2 separate regions of the Homo sapiens genome follow, and region 2 is linked to region 1. A link is a contact called in ENCODE Hi-C or POLR2A ChIA-PET data. All regions are on one chromosome and are shown on one strand. The core of a region is the stretch at or near the end of the contact, and the rest is flanking DNA. Distances in the headings are between cores, read along the strand shown. Region 1 overlaps COQ2 (coenzyme Q2, polyprenyltransferase). Region 2 has its middle 54 kb from the start of HPSE.

Region 1 (6,919 bases), core at 2,362-4,861:
GGAATAAATTTATCTCCAACCGAACACTGGGACTAATAGTTTTTTTAGGGATTGTCCTTGGGAATTTGTGGAAAGAAAAGAAGACAGACAAAACAAAGAAGGGTATAGAGAATAAAATAGAAAATTAATGAATGAAATTTATCTAGGAATTTTTAAAACATTTTTTACAAAATATAATTAGATTTGAATACAAAATCTGATACAATATGTTAAAGAATTAAGAACCTGAAGATGAAGATTTAGAGCATATTTACCTGGATTTTACTTATTTGCTAGCAAAATTCCCCCTTGTCACAGAAACCAGGGACTCTTCAGGATTTGAGATGGCCTTGAGTATTTTAGTTGATACATTCTTCTGCCCATTATAATTCTCACCTGAAGTTATGGGGATTGCACGGGTTTTGGCACTTTAGAAAAAGCCTGATGTGGGTCTTACATAAATGAATGTCTGTATAAGAAAATGGACTCTTTTTTTTAGGGAAAAATAAAAGCAACTATGGGAAGTTGGGCCTTACTGTTCTTTATTGTGACCTTTAGTCACTGCCAAAAACTGTAATTTAGGAAACCAATTCTGTTTTTTTATGTTTTAGGAGAATTTAAATAACCAAATAGAAGTATTTAGCTATTATAGCCACATGTACCACTGTTTACCAACCCTGACTTTTATTTGGGAGATTTGGTCTCTGTGTGCAGTCACAGTGACCAGAACAGACAAGTGGGCAGTCACCAGAGACTACCTTGATTTTCTGTCTATATCTTTTTTATCTTATCCCATTATAGTTTATAGGATAGTGATATTTAAATGTTTACTGTTTTTTCCTTTACCTGCCCTCACCTTCACAATGTTCTCAACACAGTAACCAGAGTAATTCTCTTAAAACCTGAGTAAGGTCATGTCATTCCTCTCCCCAGAACCCTCCAGGATCTCCCTAGGTCACTCAGTACAAAACGAAAGTCCTACCACCTGCCAGGCCCTCCATGACTTGGCTTCATGTCTGACTTCTCACACTCACACCTGTAGCCCCACTGGCCTCACTCTTCCTTAAACAGGCTGGGCAGACTCCTACCCCAGGGCCTTTGCATTTACTGTTCACTTTGTCTGGAAAGTTCTCCCCAGATCATGTCTTACTCCTTCACTGCAGAACCTTTCTTAAATGTCACCTTCTCTAAGAGGCTTTTCTTAGCCATCTTCAAAAATCTCACCTGCAAATACCACCCATACTTCTGTCCCCTTGCTTTTTTTTTTCTCTTCAGCTCTTAATATTAGCAACCTGAACTATATCTTACTTGATTTAAATTGCTCTCATAGACAGTAGGCTATAGGGCAGACAGTCATTTGTATATGTGGGTGTGGGCAGCAGTAAATATAAAATTGCATGATGAGGGCGACGATGATGGTGATGATGAAGATGATGATGCAGCTAACAGCACTTACATATGCCAGGCACTGATAAGCATAGGAAAAATTATTTAACTGTTTACTCAGCAAATACTGAGCCACTGAAAATGACTTGGGTCAGTTGTTGCAGCTGTAACTTTGCTATAGCAGCAGTGAGTTGAAGGGGAGAAGAATTAGGAACATAGTACCCTACTTTTGAGGAAATATGATTGGCTTTGATTTTAACAGAATAGACAGAGTTTAAATCTATGTTGATTTCTGTTTTCTTACAGATACGACCCTATATTTTAAAATGCTTAAAACATCTTAACCCATTGCACTGGTTCCAATTAAAGAAGGGTGAGTACAATGTACTTCAATTTTACAACATTCTCCTTAGTTTATGAAAGTTAAAAATGGAACAGATTTTAAAATCACTAAAAATCCTGCAGCTTTTTTGTGATACAGGGGACAAGAGAACATAACATTAATTCATACATACTCAAAAAGCTTATTCTCAAAAAGCTGCTTAAACATAATTGAATTATTTTAGTTCTTTTTCATTTTTCCTCCCTTCTCCCAGTAGAAAACGCTGAAAAAATAATATAAATGGGTAAGGAACAGATTTTTGGAAAAGAAAAAACGATGAAGTAGATTATTAGTCTCTAGAATCACAGACTTAAGACAACTCGAGTTGGAAAGACACACAGCAGTCATCCATCTAGATCAGGAGTGTCAGTCCCTAGGAGAGTTGAAATGAGCATTGCCAGGAGTTTGTGATAGTTGAAATGACCAGCATTGCCGTGGGAATTTATTCAGTGAGGAGGGCCCTTGCCCTACTCTTCTGCTTCAAAGTCACTGTGAGTTTTTCAATAGAAATCATGTGAAAGAACTTTTTAAACTGTGGACAATTATCTACCACAATTTCATGATGGGGGTGGAGATAGGATGGGAGCTACAGGGTCTAAAAAGTAAATGAATACAACTATTCCAGCTCTAACTGACCTGTCCTCTGAATTCCCAGAGCACTTGGTGGGTGCCAGTGGAGCAGGAGCTGTGAATGCCAGTCACAGCCACAGCTTGCCAGGGTTGGAATCTGCTTTAACACCTATCAGTTGGGTGATCTTGGGCAAGTTCCCTGACCTCTCTGTGGCTCACTCGGGGATAATCATAATACCTTTCTCATGCATTTCAAAATTTTCTGTCTTCCCCTGCGAATGGAGATTTCATGGTAAGTGGGACCTTGTTTGTCTTATTCATTGAAATATCCCCAATATACCATATCACAAGGGCTGCCTCTCCCTCTTCCCGGATTTCTTTGCTAAATTGTTTAATGCCTCTACCTGATTTTTATAATCTGGCCTCACCCTAATGTTTCCTCCAACTGAAAGTACACCCTCCACCCTCTGGGTGCCAGTGGAGCAGGAACTAAGAACGCTATCATGACGACAGCTTGCCAGGGTTGGAATCTGCTGTAACACCTGCCTACCAGTTGGTTGCTCTTGGGAAAGTTCCCTGACCTCTCGGTGGCTCAAATACTCAAATAGGTATAATCCTAATACCTTTCTCATGGATTTAAAAATTCTCTGTCTTCCCTTGCGAGAATGGAGATTTCATGATCAGTGGGACCTTGTTTGTCTTATTCATTGAAATGTCCCCAGTATACCACACTGTAAGCACTCAGTAAACATTTGTAATTTTTGTACATCGGGTGAACTAACATTAGAGTTACTTGTCAGACCTGGTGTTAGGTGCAACCATTAGAAATTATTAATGCTGGCCAGTCACGGTGGCTCACACCTGTAATCCTAGCACTTTGGGAGGCCGAGGCGGGCGGATCACGAGGTCAGGAGATCGAGACCATCCTGGCTAACACTGCGAAACCCCGTCTCTACTAAAAATACAAAAAAATAGCCAGGCATGGTGGCGGGCGCCTGTAGTCCCAGCTACTTGGGAGTCTGAGGCAGGAGAATGGCGTGAACCTGGGAGGTGGAGCTTGCAGTGAGCTGAGATCGCGCCACTGAACTCCAGCCTGGGTGACAGACCAAGACGCTGTCTCAAAAAAAAAAAAAGAAAAAGAAATTATTAATGCTGTTCAACAACATAAAAAGTTGACTATGTGAGGTAACGTTACAAAAACATTTTCATGTACATATCATCAAAACTATATAAGAATATAAGTAATGCTGCTGTCTGCCCACCAGGTGGCCTTGCTCTGTAGGAGCAGTCACAACTCTTAACAACACTGGAGCGTAACACTGCCTTTTCGATAAAGCTGTTTTATTCTATCTCTGGCTTGCCCTTTGCCCTTCTTTCCTGGGCAAAGCCAAGAACCCTCGTGGACTAAGCTCCACTTTGGGGCTCATTTGCCCTGTATCAATGGTAACACCTATTTCTTAGGGTTAATGTATAATTTAGAGACTATGCAACACATTTAATATAGGTGCTGGCATACAGTAACTAATTTTTAACTTTAGAAATTAATCAGGCCAGGAATGGTGGCTCATGCCTGTAATCCCAGCACTTTGGGAGGCCAAGGCAGGTGGATCACTTGAGGTCAGGAGTTCGAGACCAGCCTGGCCAACATGGTGAAACCCCATCTCTACTAAAAATACAAAAAAAATTAGCCAGGCTTGGTAGCACACACCTATAATCAATCCCAGCTACTCAGGAGGGTGAGGGAGGCATGAGAATTGCTTGAACCTGGGAGGCAGAGGTTATACTATACTTCTTTTGTAAAATCTACTTTTTTCACTTAATATTTTCCCATGTCATTAATGCTTCTTTCAATATATTGATGTTTTTTGGCTGCATGGGTTTTTATCATATGTATGTACTGCAATTTAATTAATCCTATCATGGATTTTAATATTTACATTTTTTCCTTCTCACAAGCAGTACGGCCATGAATAGATTTGTATCATTGGGCATATCTGTGAATATTTCTGTAGGAAAAATCCTAGAAGCAGAATGTCTTTGTATGTGCATGTACATTTCCAGGGATTGGAGGGTAGGTATGGAGGGTGGAGTATGGTGGTAGGCACATTTTAAAGGATTTGGATTCATTTTCTCAAATTACCCTACAGAAAGCTACACATTGCTAATAGCAGTGCATGAGAGCCTCTTTCTCAGACCTTGGCCAATATGAAAGGATACTATTTTTAAAACTTTGACACATAGGCAAGAACAATATGTGGTTTCACTCACAACTCTGTGATTACTAAAGTAGTTGATCTTTTTCAAAGTGTTTATAGAGCATTTTTATTTCTTCTGTGTGAGTTGCCTTCATGTCTTTGCCCATTTGGTTATTGTTGTTGTTGATGTACGCTGCCTCATTCATTGATTATATCCCCAAGATCTGATATCTGACAGACTTGTGCTCTCATTTTACAAGATTATCGTGTTATTAATTGTGATGGGATTTTGGATTTCATGCTTTATACTGAACTATCTCTTCCATGGAGAAGGTAACATTTAACATTTTTATAGTTGTTCCAATTAATATGTATTATTCAGACAGTCCAAACATTTGTTGAACATCTGTGTGCAGGCACAGGCTAGTTGCTGCAAACACAGAGATTAATTAGAGTTTCTATCTTCAAAAAGCTCAGAATCAGTAGCTGGGATTACAGGCACGTGCCACCATGCCTGGCTAATTTTTGTATTTTTAGTAGAGACGGGGTTTCACCATGTTGGCCAGTCTGGTCTCCACCTCCTGACCTCAAGTGATCTGCCCACCTTGGCCTCCCAAAGTGCTGGGATTACAGGCATGAGCCACTGCACCTGGCCTCTCTCTCTTTCTTTCTTTCTTTTTGTAGAGACAGGGTCTTGCTTTGTTGCCCAGGCTGGTCTTGAACTCCTAGGCTCAAGCAGTCCTCCTGTCTCAGCCTCCCAAGTTGCTGGGATTAGAGACGTGAGTCAACCTCACTCAGCATAAATACTTTTTTTTTTTTTTTTTTTTTCAAATAAAATCGTACATAAAACCCCAACAAATACGTACAGATGGAAATCAGAGACAGTCCCCTTAAACTGAACCTTCCTTTCTTTTAGGATTGTCACAGAGCCCAAGTTGAAAACTATCTCTTAGAGATAAGAATGAACATTGGAGTCCCTACAGTTACTAACTGAATGACTTAGAGTGAACTATTTAAACCTCTCCAGCCTATCTCTTTATATCTAAAATGGGAATTAAAATAATATCTACCTCATGCTGGTGTTTTAAGAATTGCATGAGAAAATGATCTCATCTAAACTCCTGACTTTAAATGTCATCTGTATACTGATTATTCCCAAATGTGTACCTCCAGCCTAAACTTCCCTTTTGAACTTGCACTTGGCAGAATTGAATATTGAACTGCCTACTTGATATTTCAACATGAATGCCAAATAGGCACCTCCAGTTCAATATGTTCAAAACTGAACTCCTGATCTCAGCCTCAAACCTCCTCCTCCCACCCTTCTTGCCATCTCATTAATGGCATCTCCTTTTCCTTTTGCTCTGACCAAAACCTTGGAATCAACCATGACTCCTTTTTCCCACATTCCATATTCAAGACATTAGAAAAGCATATTGGTTCTACCTTCAAAATACATGCAGAATCTAATCTTTTCCTACCACCTCCACAGCTGCCACCCTGGCCCAAGTCCCTATCTTCTCCCCGCTGGATTAACACATTAGCCTCCTCACTGGTCTCCCTCCTTCTCCCTTGCCCCCTTTCATGTGTCCTCACCATAGCAGCCAGGCCGATCCTGCTACAACCAAAGCCAGCGTATGTCATTCCTCTAACTCAGAACCTCCCCATACCTCCCCATTTCTCCCAGTGTAAAGCCAAAGTCCTTAGCATGGCTGAAGGACCCTCAGTGAGCGGGCTCCTGCTGCCTTCTGGCTCTTCTTCCACTCCCTCCCTCGCCAGTGCTGCTGCAGGCCTTCTGCCGCTGCAGCCTTCTGGCCTCGTTGGGGTTCCTGGAATGCTTTCCTAGATGTTGCCATGGATACTTCCTCACCTCCTTCAGTATTTGCCCAAAAGTCACCGATTCAGTGAAACCATTGTCTTCATTTTCTAAGACTTAACACACACCATTACACAAACTTCTTTTTCTCTCTCACTGCTTTTTCTCCATATTAAAACATATGATATACAGTCATATGTCACTTACAGATGGAGATACTTTCTGAGAAATGCATCATTAGCCAATTTCATCCCTGTGCAGACATTATAGAGTTCATGTACACAAACCTAGATTGTCTAGCCTACTACACACCTAGGCTATGTGGTATATAGTCTATTGCCCCTAGGCTACAAACCTGCGTAGCATACTGTACTTCATGCTGTAGGTAATTGTAACACAATGGTAAGTATTTGTGAATCTAAACATATTTAAACACAGAAAAGGGCTAGGTGTGGTGGCTCACACCTGTAATCCCACCACTTTGGGAGGCCAGGGCAGGAGGATCACTTGAACCCAGAAGTTCAAGACCAGCCCAGGCAACATGACTAAACCCCATCTCTACAAAAAATACAAAAATTAGCCGGGTGTGGT
Region 2 (7,419 bases), core at 1,908-4,407, 130 kb before region 1:
TAAATACCCATGACAGGATTATTTTATATTCCTGAAAACTATATGGAAGTTAACTGTGGCGGGGCGTGGTGGCTCACGCCTGTAATCCCAACACTTTGGGAGCCTGAGGCGGGCAGTTCACAAAGTCAGGAGTTCGAGACCAGCCTGGGCAACATAGTGAAATCCCATCTCCACTAAAAAATACAAAAAATTAGCTGGGCATGGTGGCAGGCGCCTGTAATCCCAGCGACTAGGGAGGCTGAGGCAGGAGAATGGCTTGAACCTGGGAGGCAGAGGTTGCAGTGACCCAAGATCATGCCACTGCACTCCAGCCTGGGTGACAGAGACTCCATCTCAAAAAAAAAAAAAAAAAAGAAGAAGTTTACTGTGATGGATACCTAACATATTTATTGATTGCACTTTTCTCCAGTGAAAAGATTTTATTTATAGTATTAGTATTATTTATTTATAGTATTATAACAGTTTAAGTAAAATGTAAAAGTCCTATCCTTAGTTGATTAAAACAGAACAACAAAGATCCAATTAACACAGAAGTTTGAATTACTAACTGCAGAGGAGTTTTTATGAGCCATCTAGTTAGTCTCTAACACTTTCCCAAACCTTTCTTCTCTTTTTAAAATGGGTAGAAAGGATAGTATCATAAGAAAGATATGCATAAAGTTATGAAAATGTAGGCTAACAGCAATGAGAGTGTAAAGAACTAGCTATTATAATGCCAAATGCTAAACGTTTTTCCTTTGTGGTAAAATATAATATTACTGTATGATCACACATAAAATTGGAAAAAAAATCCATAGGCAATAGACTACTTACTCCATACAAAGTGCAGCAACACTAGTTTGATTTTGCATAAATTTGTAAGCATTTTGAGAGTTGTAATAAAAGTTTAATGTCCATCCTAGAAATGATGAAGGGATTCAACATCATTTTACTGAAATTTGTCAAAGCCATTGAAAGCTCATTTAAAATATTTAAGTGCATTTTACCGAATAGTTTCAACATACTAGCCTGATACTAGTAGAAGGCAGGAGGTGGAATACTTGGTCCTTATTTCTTTTAGGAGTAGTGAAATTTTGTTACCCAGGGTAACAAAACGAGATGTAGAGTATGCAAGATAAATGTTCTAGGCACCAGAGTGAGCAAAGTGGGAGGTAGAGTCTGGGAAGGAACTGTGGTAGAAGAGGACCATGAACTAGATGCTAAAAGGACAGGAGAATTGGGGATGTCAGAGAGAAGGCATTTGGGGGAGCAAGAGCACAGGTACTCTTCCAGCTGAGGCGTACAAAGAAGAGGCTATGAGCTGCACCATCTGTATACTGGAGCTCTTAAAGCAGTAACGAGAAACCAAATGAGCAGCAGCACGTCGTTTGTGCTGAGCCAGCACTACTTTCTCATCTGGTCTCCCTTGTGATCAATGGACGCCATGTGTGAAACGCCTGACAGAGGTGTGCACATGCCACTGCAATATGGGCAGAGCCATCTGGAGGTCAAGTTCATAATAACCTTGGTCTTCTTAGCTCCATGGTCTGTCTGTCTAAACTAATCCCTGCTCCCTATGACAAAAAGAAAATGTATCTGACCTTTGTCAAAGACAAAGTCAGACACTAGTAAAGTACTAAAATAGACATTATTCTGTCATAACCACTGCAATAGGGAAGCGATACAGTGTGAACTGAGCTTACTTTGATTGTGCAGAGTTGACTGGGTGTTTGAAAGGGAGAATGAGGGAGTAGGATGGGAGAACCAGACCGAGCTTGAGCAGGGACTGGGTTTGTTGATTGGTGCTTATGTGGAAGAAAAGCAGATTTCCCCTCACATCTTTATGACAGGAGATAGTGCTGCTAGTTAGAGCGCAGTGGTCACCCTACTGGGAGATGTGGTAAGGAGAGCAGAGTTATTTCCCTGAATTTTTGCATTTCAAAGAGATGGCCAGCAGGCGCAGTGGCTCACGCCAGTAATCCCACCACTTTGGGAGGTCTGGGCGGCCGGATCACTGGAGGTCATTCGGAATTTGAGATCAGCCTGGCCAACATGGTAAAACCCCGTCTCTACTAAAAATACAAAAATTAGCCAGATATAGCGGCAGGAGCCTGTAATCCCAGCTACCCAGGAGTCTGAGGCAGGAGAATCACTTCAACCATCTCAAAAAAAAAAAAAGGAATGGCCCTCAGGTTCTCGAGGAGACAGTTCTGGATAGTGGAAATCAACATCACAAAGAGGGAGAGAAAGCATCTACACTTGCAAACTTTCTAAAGGTACTGCTCTAAGGCAGGCAGGTGAAGGGGCCTATCTGTCTATTACCAGGTTTGGGCTGGAACAAACAGTAATTCTCCAGCAGCCTTGAGCATTCCCAGGCAGGAACTTTAAGGGGAGTGAGGGGTCATCCTAGGGGTTCAGCCTTAACTGTTAGAGACTATATTACTGGTGGTTCGAGTCTTTTAGTGGGGAAGAGAGAGTGTGGATGAAATCATTTGTTCTGAGAGTCTGTAGTTTTTACAGGCCAAAGTTGAGGCCTCATCAAAAAGAGGACTCAGAGGAGTCTTTCTAAAGTTTGAGCCGGGCATGGTGGCTCACGTCTATAATCCCAGAACGTTGGGAGGGTGAGGTGGCAGGATCACTTGAGCTCAGGAGATTCACGCTGCAGTGAGATATGATCATGCCATTGCACTCCAGCCTGGCAACAGACTGAGGCCCTGTATCTATTTTTAAAACATAAAGTAATAAATAAACTTTGGTCAAGAAGAGAGTTTTTGTCGCCCTCCAATATTTGTTCAAAATGCTCCACTTAGCTCGTTTTTTAAAATACCATCACTAAGCTTGACATTTGGTTGTTATAAAACCTGGGTCTTGGTCTTTAACTTAATTTTAGTTCTTGGGTTTTTCTCAGTATGATCACAGGGGAGTAGAAAGAGGGTTTTAACATAAGTTATTTCAGCCCTTTGCATAGCTCTTAAGTTCAGCTTTCAAGACTCCAGCTGCAGGAGGAAGCCTTTAGAAACTGGAATGACCTTGAAAAGCTTCTTCCACCCATCGCCTGGGCCTGAGCAGGTGCAATTCAAAATGACCTCAAGGGGGGAGTTGAGCTTTTATAGGCAACAGGCTGCACTTTAGTTGTCCCAGCCTGTGCAGACATACTAAATCAAAATTAACTGTTAATGATGGTGGTGTCAGTACCACTCTGCTGGGGAAACTAAAAGGCAGAGAAACGAGGCTCTAACAGCTGTCAGTAATTGGGTCACTGCCTTCCCCTGAGCACTGGCTGCCTACACTTTTGCCAGCACCTACTATCATTAATGGCCCTGCTGCCAAAAAGACTTACCTTTGCCAAGATGTTGGGCTGGATGAACACGTGTTCTTTCAGGAGAAGCCGAAAGTCCTTGAGAGAAGCACAAAAGCAGGACATGAGTCCACACAGAAAAATGTGAGAAAGGTCTGATGCATCACTAAATAGTGCCGTGGGCAGAACACGCTAACAGTGGCTGCATCCGCACTTTTGTTACTGTGGGCAGAGTGAACGGCAGGTGGAGGCTGGCTTCCCTACAAGTTTCATGTGTCCTTTTTTGTTGTCTTTTCCTGAAAAATGAGCAGACACTGTCAAAACTTCTTTATTATCAATTCAGCAATGAGAAAAAGTCTTTCCCATTATTTATTCCAAATGCGTAATTGGCATGTTACTGATTCATAATGGCGAGTGGTTTCATCCATAAATAATGATCAATTGAGTTCCTGTGTCTGATACAGACCACTAAGCAGACTAAGATCAGAGAAACCCACTCAATATTTCGCTTTTCCTTAGTGAATGTCAATGATCTGTTGAATGAGAAGCTTGAATCCCACCCTTGGTAACAGATGTCCTGGCTGGTCTCTGCTAGAATTGCAGATAAATTGTTCCACAGGTAATTCAAGTGGCTTGGAAGGAAATGAGTTCCACTCCTTATCCCTGGGAACACTCGCCACATCTATACTGTGAATTAAGAAGCTTCAGAGTGTTATTGGGGTGTTTTATTTAAGCACCTCAGTTTGGTGTTACTTACAAACCAATGTAAGTTAGTAGTTACATGTATGCGACTATGGAGGGCGGTGGAGTTCTCTCAGATTAAAAGCTCTTCTTGCTTTTCAGGCAGTACCATCAAAGTGGCAATTCAAGGAAACCCGGAAGTGAACTGCTGGGCTTGCTGTCTGGGGGTAGGCAGTGTTTCCTGCATGGTGGAGTACTCCAAAAGGGGCAACTGTGGAGCTACATCACTGGTGACCACAGAAAAAGAAATGGGATGGCTGTTTATTTGTTCTCAGAACCATCCCCTGCTCTTTTCTTCTCAGAATTGTAGGGGCCAGAGCCTGGACATTTCCATTTCCCAGTCTTCCTTGTTGACCTGGTGCTCAGTTAGGTTTATTCTGTGGGAACCCACTTGGAGCTCCAGAGCTGGTATTGTGAAAGATGTCAGAGTCAAAATGGAGTCACTGATGTTAAGAAAACCCTGACAATAGAGCCAGGGAAGGCCATGAAGAGAGGGTTTCATGCTTGTATGCCTGATCATGAAAAAGACTCTACAACAAAACACAACTTTGTACATAAAATACTTCTGCAAGGACTTCTGCCCAGCAACTGCCAGTCCAACCTTGGACTGGTGCCACCATTATTATTGATCTTCATAGCCAAGGATAATTATTTCAAAACAATTACATAATCCTCATTTTTTCCTTTGAAAACCTTTGTGTTCCTTCACCTCCCTAAATATGCACATAGTTTACTACGGTATGTGCATTCCTATTGCAATGTTCCATTCCCAAATAAACATCTTTTCTTTTAGAGAGCCTCTCTCTGTCATTTAGGTGGAAAATATAAAGATTATTTTAAGCTGAAGACATTTGAGATTCAACAGATACAGAAAGGAGCCCTCTCAGAGCTTCGTTTCTCTGACAAAAAGCAGAAACTTCTAAATGAGGGTGCCATAAATTTCCTCTTTGAAGCAGATTTTCTCCCATGAGAGAGACCAAGAGTTAACCTACCATAAATCCCCTCTTCAGTGTGGTTTCATGGCCAGAAAGAAGACAGAAAGACTACTTACAAACGAACATTATTAAAAACTTTCTTTTCTCCTGTTTTTTTTCCCCTAAAAACCTATTTGTCTTTCCTAAAGAAATCTATTTGTTCTTTCATGAGGAGACTTTTCTCCTTTCTCCCTTTCACCTATGAAGTTAGGAATGTAAGCCCCAAATTCCAACCACCACACCACACCCAGTGACTCCTCACTGAGCACTCATGTGTGCATTGCACACACAAACTGTCTTTTCTCCTGTGACTCTGTCTTTTGTCTGTTAAATTGACAGGCCCTGAGCTACCGAATGTAAGATAGTAAAGGAAAAGTTTTTCCTTCTCAATAGGCCAGTGGGAGGCACTGGCGGGAGATCTGGCAGCATCTCCAGCTGCGTCTCCTCTAAGGTCCCAGCTTTTTTGAGGCAGCCTCTCTGCAGCCTCAGCTCCTTGGGCAGGCTCCAAAGTGGTTAACTCCCACCAATGGTGGTGGTTCTGGCTCCTGGCTTCCCAATACCACCTTTTCTTTTGTTCTTTCTAGTCCTGTGGGTAGTAGTAGCCTCTTGCTGTTGCTAATATCTGGCTTGCCTCCTTGTCCTTTGTTTGACTTTTCAATTCTCTCAAGACTTTTGTATTTGGTTCCCTATATCAAATTCCCTCAACAAAATTATCTGAGATGGGCTCTGTTTTCCAAACAGGACACTCTCTGATAAAAGAGGTAGGCATGGCTTGGTCTTCCTCATCACTATCAGGGACTTTCCAATGCCAGTCTTCCTTAAATTCTTTATAGGAACAGGAAATTGGTTAGTGTTTGGGGGATATAGAGAAGAAAATCTTTTTCCTTCTATCCTCCTAGCTTCAATGGCTGAGGCCCGCAAATCAAACTGATAAAGGCAGGTGAACAAGAAAGAAAACACAGTTTAATTTATATATGTACAAATGAGAGAAAATGTGACTCAAGGAGGTAGCCAGATGCTTGATGCTTTTACACAGACTAAGCTACACAAATAAAAGGGTCTTTGGGCTTCTGAGCAGAGGAAGCAAGTTATGGGTAGGTGAGGGGAGAAATGTAAGGTAAAGAAGACTTGTCCTGTTATGCAGATAATACTCTCTGGCGGTGGGGGTGGGGTGGAGGGGATAAGACTTGTCTCCCTGGAGTAGCTGTGTCCTTGGTACGGAGACATCTTTACAAATGGAAGTGTCCTTCAAAAATATAAACTTTTTTACAAAAAAATTACTTTGTGGTATGGTTTGGATTTTTGTCCCCTCCCAAATCTCATGTTGAATTGGAGGAGGGGCCTGGTGGGAGGTGATTGGATCATGGGGGCAGATTTCCCCCTTGCTGGTCTTGTGATAGTGAGTGAGTTCTCAGGAGACCTGATTGTTTAAAAGTGATGTGGAGCCTCCCCTCCTTCCCCTGCCACCATGTGAAGAGGGTGCTTGCTTCCCTTTCCAACATGATGGTACATTTCTTGAGGCCTCCCAGTCATGCTTCCTGTTAAGCCTGCGGAACTGTGAGTCAATTAAACCTCTTTTCTTTATAAATTATCCAGCCTCAGGTAGTTCTTTATAGCAGTGTGAGAACAGACTAACACAGAAAATTGGTACCAGGAGTAATGCACTGCTATAAAGATACCTGAAAATGTAGAAACAATGCCAGAACTGGGTAATGGGCAGAGGTTGGCACAGTTTGGAGGGCTCAGAAGAAGACAGGAAGATATGGGAAAGTTTGGAGCTTCCTAGAGACTTGTTGAATGGCTTTTGACAGAAATGCTGATGATGACTATGGACAATGTAGTCCGGGCTGAGGTGGTCTCAAATAGAGAAGAGGAACTTATTGAAAACTGAAGTAAAGGTCACTCTTGCTATGCTTTAGCAAAAAGTCTGGTAGCATTTTGCCCCTGCCTTAGAGATTTATGGAATTTTGAACTTAAGAAAGATGATTTAGGGTATCTGGCAAGAGAAATTTTTAAGCAGCAAAGCATTCAAGATATGACCTGACTGTTTGTAAAAGTGTATGTTCATATGCACAAACAAAGAGATTGTCTGAAACTGGAAGCAGAGCGTGAAAGTTTGGAAAATCTGCAGCCCAGCCATGTGGTAGCCAGCCATTTTCTGGGGAGAAATTCCAGTCTGTTCTAGAAATTTTGATAAGTAAAGAGGAGCCAAATTTTAATAGCCAGGACAGTGGAGAAAATGTCTCCAGGGCATTTCAGGGACCTCCATGGCAGCCCCTCCCATCACAGACCTGGATGCCTAGTAGGAAAAAATGGTTTAGTGGGCCAGGCCCAGGGCCCTGCTCCTCTGTGCAGCCTTAGGACATGGCATCCTGCATCCCAGCTGCTCCAGCTCCAACTGTGGCTAAAAGGGGCCAAAGTACAGCT

What was found. Hi-C counts contacts between places; a loop is a spot of excess contacts on that map. ChIA-PET counts read pairs that join two places held with the same protein, here RNA polymerase II (POLR2A). Pooled maps may share reads with other maps.
Region 2: a loop to region 1 is called in a map of naive thymus-derived CD4-positive, alpha-beta T cell, with 18 times the contacts of the local background. The contact joins two enhancer-like sites. A Hi-C loop is called at or near these places in 1 of 168 maps with a recorded cell type or tissue (naive thymus-derived CD4-positive, alpha-beta T cell) and 5 of 50 pooled maps. POLR2A ChIA-PET finds 5 or more read pairs at or near these places in 1 of 52 experiments (endothelial cell of umbilical vein).

What each region holds. Positions count from the first base shown.
Region 1 is chr4:83,257,408-83,264,326 of GRCh38, reverse strand. COQ2 (coenzyme Q2, polyprenyltransferase) reads left to right here. Exons shown (of 7, transcript NM_001358921.2): 7 at 1-503. The coding sequence ends at 128. Among named protein-coding and RNA genes, the nearest start is that of COQ2, 24 kb to the left of the region's middle. Within about 2 kb of position 3,611, at least 7 of the 41 ENCODE cell types and tissues checked have a DNase peak (open chromatin) inside an H3K27ac peak, as active enhancers do.
Region 2 is chr4:83,385,174-83,392,592 of GRCh38, reverse strand. No RefSeq gene overlaps it. Among named protein-coding and RNA genes, the nearest start is that of HPSE, 54 kb to the right of the region's middle. RefSeq lists enhancers at 1,689-2,506, 2,992-4,191. Within about 2 kb of position 3,157, at least 2 of the 41 ENCODE cell types and tissues checked have a DNase peak (open chromatin) inside an H3K27ac peak, as active enhancers do.